2 separate regions of the Homo sapiens genome follow, and region 2 is linked to region 1. A link is an interaction called in ENCODE POLR2A ChIA-PET data of the cell type or tissue named here. Cell type or tissue: CD4-positive, alpha-beta T cell. All regions are shown on one strand. Each heading gives the region's core, and the rest is flanking DNA. Links, peaks and the distances in the headings are about the cores only.

Region 1 (4,392 bases), core at 248-4,247:
ATATCTAATTTTTATCAATTGCCATTTTGTTGTCATTATATCAAACCACAGCTTTTTAAAAGAAAGATCTTCACACTTAACTAACACTGTAAAATATTAATGATGACACTGAATTCCCAGTTCATCAACAGGCTACAAAAGAGAGAATATGTTCACTTTTCAAAAAAGCAACAAAATGGCCAGGTGCAGTGGCTTATGCCTGTAAGCCCAGCACTTTGGGAGGCCAAGGTGGGTGGATCACCTGAGGTCAAGAGTCCTAGACCAGCCTGGCGAACAGCCCGTCTCTAGTAAAAATACAAAAATTAGCTGGGCGTGGTGGCATGTGCCTGTAGTCCCAGCTACTTGGGAGGCTGAGGCAGGAGAACTGCTTGAAACCAGGAGGTGGAGGTTGCAGTGAGCTGAGATGGTGCCACTGCACTCCAACCTGGGTGACAGAGACTCCTCCTCCTCCTCCTCCAAAAAAAAAAAAGCAACAAACCTGGCCATGGCCATGTGCAGTGGCTAATGCCTATAATCTCAGCACTTTGGGAGGCTGAGGTGGGAGGTTCGCTTGAGGCCAGATTTCCATACCACCCTGGGCAGCAAAGTCAGACCCTGCCTCATAAAAACCAAATAATAAAAAGTAACAAATCAAACCTCAAGCCAGAACATCATATTGTGTGTGAGTTGAAAGTGTTCTTTTTTCTTCCAGAATCTGTATTAGCAAAGTTGCAGAAGGACAAAAAAATCTTAGATGACAAAAGTAGTTTAAGCACTTTGCTTTCTTTTTGTGGAGCTTCTAGTCACTATTGGCATTCGAGAGAAATTAATGGTTGTTCTGGCTTTTAAAGCTTTTTTAAAGTACTTAAAAATTGACTGAAGGCTAGAGGAAGGGGCTAAGATGTACTTTTCTGTGCCAGCAGAAACCATAGGAAATTCCTTTTTGAAAACAGTAGCTGCAGGTTTATCCAAAGGCTTAGGACTTGTCACCCATTCACGGCAGTGGTGCTTTATCCATGCTAATAATTGTACATCACTTCCCAGCTGGTGTCCTACGTGATGTTCAGAGTCGATAAGTGCAACAGCATATACTTTGCTCATCACTTCCCACCTTCTACGAACAAGCAAGTCCATAAAAACCAAGCCTCCATAACCATGTACAATGAAGGCAATATCCTTGCCTTCAGTCTTTGAAATGAAGTAATCCCATATGTAAGCCGTGTGTTCTTCGGGGGTGTTGCTGCATCTTTTTGGAATGCATTTGGGAGGATGCTGGAGAGAGAAAAAGCTCCCACCTTGAACCATTTTTAGAGAAGATGACTCAATATTTTGTGTTAAAAGGCCTTTCCACTCTTTTTCCACCTTTGGTTCCACAAAATTATCATTGGGGTTTAGCACAATTACATCATAGTGTGCCTGCAATGCCATTTGAATACATGGTATCTGACTTCCATGTTGGAGACCATGATGTATTATTGCCTGTTGACTCCACTGACCAGCTCGAAAGACCCCATGGTCTTGAAGAAGGATAAGAAGAGCAGAATGGTGATTTGTTAATGCTTTCTCGCTCATGAAAAAGAAGCTTCTTGGTTCTTCTTTATCAGCCTCAGGTGGGATATATACTTTTTCTAATTTGCACACTTTCTCCAAAAGCTCATAAATGTATTGTTCAAGCAAATGGCCAAGGGCCTGGTAGCGCTTGCTATTTTTCTCAAGGACATTTTCATAATAGTTAAAGACAAAAGGCCTTTGTGTCTCAGTATGTCTGAATTCATCTTTTTCATTGAAGTCATATTTAAGTTCTCCTAGTAAGTCAGATTGTTCAATAAATTTTTGGAAGCTCAGCTCCTGTGTCATTGGTAACCACTGAAAGTTAAAAGAGTAATAGTATATAAGTGCTAGCAAAAGTAAAATGAAAATTTCAGCTTGCCAAATTCTTCCTATGGCACATGATGCTAAATTAAGCATGTCAGAAAGACATTAACCTTCTAACCTATGGTAAAGACGTCAATTCAAAATAATTGTGAATGATTCAAAGCAGTGAAAGACTGAATATATGAAGAGACAATGGAGAGACCATATGTAAATATGGATTTTTTGACATAACCTGCAGCAACCTGCCCAGGAAGCCAACCCCTCATTTACAATAAACAACTCAGGAAGTCAGTCTGGTATGTCAGACTGGCAGGAAACCAGATTTCTATCACTAGTGAAAATTCAGGAAACTAACCAGTAACTTCTATAACAATTGGTGCCAAATGGCAAGAACTTCATTAATAACTGACAGCTTTCGTAATTTTGTCCCTATTTCCAACTTGAGACCAACCAGAGAGAGCCAAATATGTACCCCTAACCAATCACGCAAGATGTCCCCATTTCTAGTTAGCTCACCTACAGCTTCCCCATGACAACTTGCAATCAGGGCAAATGCGAAGTCTTCTCTTTTTTCCCCCACTATACAGCTCTCCTACTCTTCTGCCTGCCTTGAGTCTCTGCCAAAACGCAAGTGATAGTGGTGGACTCCCTTGCTACAGCAGGCTCAGAATAAATAGGCTTTTCTCATTTGGTTGGTCTTCATTTATTTCTGCAGAAGATATTTAATAACTTTTGCTGTTAAATGAACGGCAGAAGATAGAAGCGGGAGTGAAATGTGAATCAGGCAATGGAGATTATGATCAATTCAGCGAATACTAGAAGATACAGTTATTCTGATGTCTGAGAAGGAAAAAAATAGGCTAGATGAGAAGTTAACTTAGTTGCTGTAGGTAGAGCTTAAAGCGGGGGAAAAAAGGCTTTGAAAGGTTAAGTGGCTTTCTCTAAAGCCAGACAACTATCAAAGAAATGATTGCATATGAGGCTGACTCTCAAATGCACTCTCTTAACAGATATATTAACACTCTCCCTTCTTAATTTCTTAACACTGACACTGGCAAGCTACAACCTACTTCCAATAAGTTGCACTCAAAATGATTTTCAGTGCAACTTGAGTTGCTATTAGGCCTAAGGCAAAATTCAAATGGTGGTTGCTTGGATGTCTTAAATCTCTTTTAATTTTTTTTTTTTGAGATGGAGTCTCACTCTGTTGCCCAAGCTGGAGTGCAGTGGTGTGATCTTGGCTCACTGCAACCTCCACCTCCCAGGTTCAAGCAATTCTCCTGTCTCAGCCTCCCAAGTAGCTAGGATTACAGCATATGCCACCACACCTAGCTAATTTTTTTGTATTTTAGTAGGTTTCACCGTGTTGCCAGACTGGTCTTGAACTCCTGAGCTCAGGAAATCCACCTGCCTCGGCCTCCCAAAGTGTTAGGATTACAGGCATGAGCCACCACACCTAAATTTTTAATTTTTTTCCCCACTTCAATAAGCTGGTCTAAGATTTCTTAACTCCCTTCTCACTTTCTAAATCTTATTCTCTGACCCCTCTAACGCAACAGGTACTTTATAAAGGTTTTTGGTTGTCCAAAGCACTATCCACACTGCTCTCCATTCCTTCCTTTTCTATGAAAAATGCTTCTAGTCTTTGCTGATCTCAGGTGTTATTTTGGAGAGACAGGGTCTGACTCTGTCACCCAGGATGGAGCGTGGTGGTGTGATCACAGCTCACTGCAGCCTTGACCTTCTTATCTCAGGGAAAAAAAAATATTAAAAGAGATTTAAGACATCCAAGCAAGCACCCCCTCAGCCTCCCAGGTAGCTAGGACTACAGGCACATGCCACCGTGCCTGGCTAATTAAAACAAATTTTTTTTAGAGATGGGATCTCACTATGTTGCCTAGGCTGGTTTGAAACTCCTGGGCTCAAGTGATCCTCCTGCCTTGGCTTTCCAAAGTGCTGGGATTACAGGTGTGAGTCACCATGCCCAGCCTCTCTCTCAGATGTTATTACGTAATTAATTTACTTTTTCTAAAGTGTAAATAATTGACAGACTTAACTATCCTTTAAAAAAAAAAAAGCCTTGAAAATGGATGCAATGCACGGCAAAAATCCATGCTTCAAAAATCCAAGAATTTTTTTTTTTTTTGAGACAGAGTCTCGCTCTGTTCCCTAGGCTGGGGTGCAATGGCACGACCTTGGCTCACTGCAACCTCCACCTCCCAGGTTCAAGCTATTCTCCCGCCTCAGCCTCCCAAGTAGCTGGGATTACAGACATGTGCCACCACGCGTGGCTAATTTTTTGTATTTTTAGTAGAGACAGGGTTTCACCATGTTGGCCAGCCTAATCTCGAACTCCTGACCTCAGGCGATCCACCTGCCTCGGCCTCCCAAAGTGCTGGGATTACAGGCGTGAGCTACCGCGCCCAGCAAATCCAAAAATGTTTTACATCGAGGCCGTGGTGAAACAATCTAATGGGATGTCACAACCTTGTTCAAAATTTTCAATGGTGATGTTTGTTGACTTCTTGTTTCCAGACT
Region 2 (4,392 bases), core at 167-4,166, 130 kb after region 1:
CTCCTCAGCCTCCTGAATAGCTGGGACTACAGATGTGTACCACCACACCCAGCTATTTTTATACCAATGTCATGCTGTTTTGGTTACTATAGCTTTGTAATATATTTTGAAGTCAGATAGTGTGATGCCTCCAGCATTGTTCTTTTTGCTCAGTATTGCTTTGGTTATTTGGTGTCTTTTGTGGTTCCATGTGAATTTTTGGATTGGTTTTTCTGTTTCTAGGAAGAATATCATTGGCATTTTGATTGGGATTGCATTTTATTTGTAGATTACTTTGGGAAGTATGGTCATTTTAACACTATTAGTTCTAATCCATGAGCTTGGGATATCTTTCCATTTGTTTATGTCCTCTTTAATTTCTTTCATTGGTGTTTTGTAATTTCCAATTTAGAGATCTTTCAACTCTATGGTTAAATTTATTCGTAGTTATTTTATTCTGTAGCTATTCTAAGTGGAATTACTTTATTTTTTTTCCAGCTAGTTCGTTGCTGGTATATGCTACTGATTTTTCTATGTTGATTCAGTGTCCTGCAATTTTAATGAATTTATTAGTTTTTGGATGGAGTATTTAGGTTTTTCTATATGTATGGTCATGTCATCTGGAAAGAGGGATAATTTGACTATCTCTTTTCTAATTTGGATGCCCTTTATTTCTTTCTCTTACCTAATTGCTCTGGATAGGACTTCTAGGACTGTGCTGAATAAGAGTCGTGAAGGTGGGCATCCTTGTCTTGTTCCAGTTCTTTGAGGAAAGGCTTCCAGATTTTATTCAATCAGTATAATTTGGCTGTGGATTTGTCATATAGGGCCTTAATCATGTTGCAGTGTGTTACTTCTGTGCCTATTATTTTGAGGGTTTTTATCATGGGGGGATATTGAATATTATCAAATGCTTTTTTTGCATCTGTTGAGGTGATCACATGGTTTTTGCCCTTCGTTCTAATATGAGGTATCACAATTATTGATTTGTGTGTGTCTTGCATCCCTGAGATAAATCTCACTTGATCATGGTGCATTATCTTTTTTGATGTGTGGTTGGATTCTGTTTGCTAGTATTCTGTTGAGGATTTTTGCATCTGTGTTGCTCATATTGGCCTGAACTTTTTTTCTCATGTCCTTGTATAGTTTTGTTATCAGGGTAGTGCTGGCCTTGTAGAATGAGTTAGATAAAATTTCCTCCTCTTAAGTTGTTTGGAGTGGTTTGAGAAGAATTGGTGTTAGTTCCTCTCTATAAGATTGATAGAATTCAGCAATAAAACCGTCCAGTCCTGGGCTTTTCTTTGTTGATAGACCTTTTATTACTGCTTTGATCTTGTTGCTTGTTACTGGTATGTTCAGGTTTTCTCTTTCTTCCTGATTCAATCTTGTAGGTTGTATGTCTCTAGGAATTTTTCAGTTTCCTTGAGATTTTCCAGTTTGCTGGCATATACTTGTTCATAATATCCTCTAATTATTCTTTGTATTTCTGTGGTATCAGTTTTAATGCCTCCTTTTTTTGTTTCTGATTGTATTTATTTCAGTGTTCTTTCTTGTTTTTTTTTTTAATCTTGGTTGGTGTAGCCAGTGATTTTTGTTTGTCTTTAAAAAACAATTTTTATTATGTTGATCCTTTTAATTTTTCTTACTATATTTCATTTAGTTCTTCTATGACTTTATTATCTTTTTGTTTCTACTAATTTTGGGTTTAGTTTGTTATTGCTTTTCTAGTTTTTTGAGATGCATCATTTGGTTGTTTATTTGAAATCTTTCTACTTTTTGATTTAGGTGTTTACTGCTATAAATTTCCCTCTTAGCACTGCTTTTGCTGGATCCCATATGTTATGGTATGCTGTATTTCTGTTTTCATTTGTTTTAATACTTTTTAAATTTATTTTTTATTTTTTCCCTTGATCCAGTGGTTCTTCAGGAGCATGTTGTTTAAGTTCCATGTACAGTTTCTAAAGTTCCTTTGTTACTGATTTCTAGTTTTATTTCATTGCAGTCTCAGAAGATAGTTGATATGATTTTGATTTTTAAAAAGTTATTGAGATTTGTTTTGTGTCTTAACATATGGTCTATCCTGGAGAATGTTCCATATGCTGATGAGAAGAATGTATATTCTGCAGCCATGGGTGAAATGTTTTGTAAATGTCTGTTAGGCCCATTTGATCAATAGTGTAGATTAAGTCTGATACTTTGTTGTTCAATTTCTGTCTTGATGATCTGTCCACTGCTGAGAGTAGGGTGTTGAAATCCCCCATTATTTTTGTATTGGAGTCTGTCTCTTCTTTTAGATCTAATAATATTTGCTTTATATTTCTGTGTTCTCTAATATTAAGTGCATGTATATTTGGAATTATATCCTCTTAGCTTATCTCTTTATCATTATATAATGTAGTTCTTTGTCTCTTTTTACAGTTTTTGACTTAAAGTCTACAAAAGGAAACCAAAAGCATGACTTAAAATTTGCAAATGGAAACCGAAAGCAGTCTTAAAGTTTGATGTATGTATAGCTGCTCTTGCATGCTTTTGGTTTCCATTTGTGTGGAATGTATTTTTTTTTTTTTTTCGGTCAATGTATGTCTTTATTGGTGACGTGAGTAGGGAGCATACAGTTGAATTGGGTCATTTTAAAAAAATGGATTCAGCCAGTTCATGTCTTTCTGGGTTTTTTTTTTTTTTTTTTTTTTTTGAGACAGAGTCTCGCTCTGTTGCCCAAGCTAGAGTGCAGTGGCACAATCTCGACTCACTGCAACTTCCGCCTCCCAGGTTCAAGCAGTTCTTCTGTCTCAGACTCCCAAGTAGCTGGGACTACAGATGCCCACCACCATGCCTGGCTAATTTTTGTATTTTTAGTAGAGATGGGGTTTCACCATATTGGTCAGGCTGGTCTCTAACTCCTGACCTCAGGTGATCCACCCGCCTCAGCCTCCCAAAGTGCTGGGATTACAAGCATGAGCCACTGTGCCTGGCTCATATATTTCAAGTTGGCAATTTAATTCCTTTACATTCAGGCTATTATTAATAGATGAGGACTTAACTCCTGCATTTTGTAAATTGTTTTCTGGGTGTTTTGTATATCCTTTTTTTCTTTCTTCCACTTTTATCATTTATCACTTCAGTTTGGTGGTTTTCTGTAGTGACAGTGTTCAACTCCTTTGTCATTTTCATTTGTATATCTGTTCAACAGTTAGTTTTGTACTTTTAGGTATGTTCATTATTTTAGATAGTGCCATTTTGCTTCTGGGTGTAGGATTTTCTTAAGCATTTAATGTAAGTAGGGCCTGTCTAGTGGTGAAGAGTTCCCTCAGCTTTTGCTTGTCTGGGAAAAACTCTTACTCATTTATGAAGGATAACTTTGCTAGGTATGGTATCCTTGGCTGGCAGTTTTTTTTTTCTTTTAGTACTTTGAATATATCATCTCATTCTCTTCTGGCCTGCATGTTTTCTGTGGAGAAATCTGCTGTTTGTTTGATGGAGATTCTCTTATAAGTGTCTAGACATGTTTCTTTTGCTGTTCTTAGAATTTTCTTGTTGTCTCTGACTTGGTAGTTTGACCATGATGTGCTGCGGAGAAGACCTTTGTATTGTATCTATTTGAGGATCTCTGTATTTCCTGTGTCTGTATGTCTAAATCTCTTGCTGGATTTGAAGGCTGAGGTGGGAGGATTGCTTGAGCCCAGGAGTTCAAGGCCGCAGTGAGCTAGGATTGCACCACTCTACTCTAGCTTGGGTGGCTGAGGGAGACCCCACCTCTAAAAAAGTAAAAATTAAAAATAAAATAATAAAAATAAATCTTTTGCTCAACTTGGGAAGTTTTCAGCTATTATTTCTTGAAGTATGTTTTCTATCCCTTTGTTTTTTCTCTTTGCCTTCTGGGACATTGAAAATGGAATATTTGGTCATTTTATGATGTCTTATATGTCATGTAGGCTTTCTTCATTTTTTAATTCTTTTTTTCTTTTTTTATGTGTCTGTTTTTTCAGAAGATCTGTCTTCAAGTTCAGAAATTCTTCTTGGTCTAGTCTATTGTTGAAGCTTTTGATTGTATTTTTTGTTTCATTAATTGGATTCTTAAGTTCCAGGATTTCTGTTTAGTTCTTTTTTTTTTCTGGATATCTATTTATTTCCTGAATTTCCCCTTCAGATCCTGAATTGTTTTCCTAATTTCTTCATATTATTTATTTGTGTTCTCTTATATCTCTCTCAGTTTAAAAAAATCATTATTTTGAATTCTTTTTCAGATATTTTATGGATTTCCTTTTCATTGAAATATGTTATTGGAGAATTATTATATTCCTTTGTACATGTCATGTTTCCTTTTTCATGTTTCTTATGTTCTTACATTGATATCTGCACATCTGGTTGAACAGTTATTTCTTCCAATTTTATGTATTAGCTTTTGTAGGGAAA

Evidence for each region. ChIA-PET counts read pairs that join two places held together with the same protein. Peaks named below come from ENCODE experiments on the same cell type or tissue, not always from the same donor. Only the 100,000 strongest peaks of a DNase experiment are listed, where the experiment ranks them.
Region 2: POLR2A ChIA-PET joins it to region 1 with 5 read pairs; 4 of 35 experiments call an interaction of 5 or more read pairs at or near these places.

The regions. Positions count from the first base shown.
Region 1 is chr3:101,519,335-101,523,726 of GRCh38, reverse strand. It overlaps the pseudogene ARB2BP. Among named protein-coding and RNA genes, the nearest start is that of SENP7, 8.3 kb to the right of the region's middle. In CD4-positive, alpha-beta T cell, for the core only: no CTCF peak of the experiment used is centred there; DNase peaks (open chromatin) are centred at 2,276 and 2,396; H3K27ac peaks cover 2,540 bases.
Region 2 is chr3:101,388,499-101,392,890 of GRCh38, reverse strand. All of the region lies in intron 6 of SENP7 (SUMO specific peptidase 7), which reads left to right. Among named protein-coding and RNA genes, the nearest start is that of IMPG2, 70 kb to the right of the region's middle. In CD4-positive, alpha-beta T cell, for the core only: no CTCF peak of the experiment used is centred there; a DNase peak (open chromatin) is centred at 2,520; H3K4me3 peaks cover 803 bases; H3K27ac peaks cover 598 bases.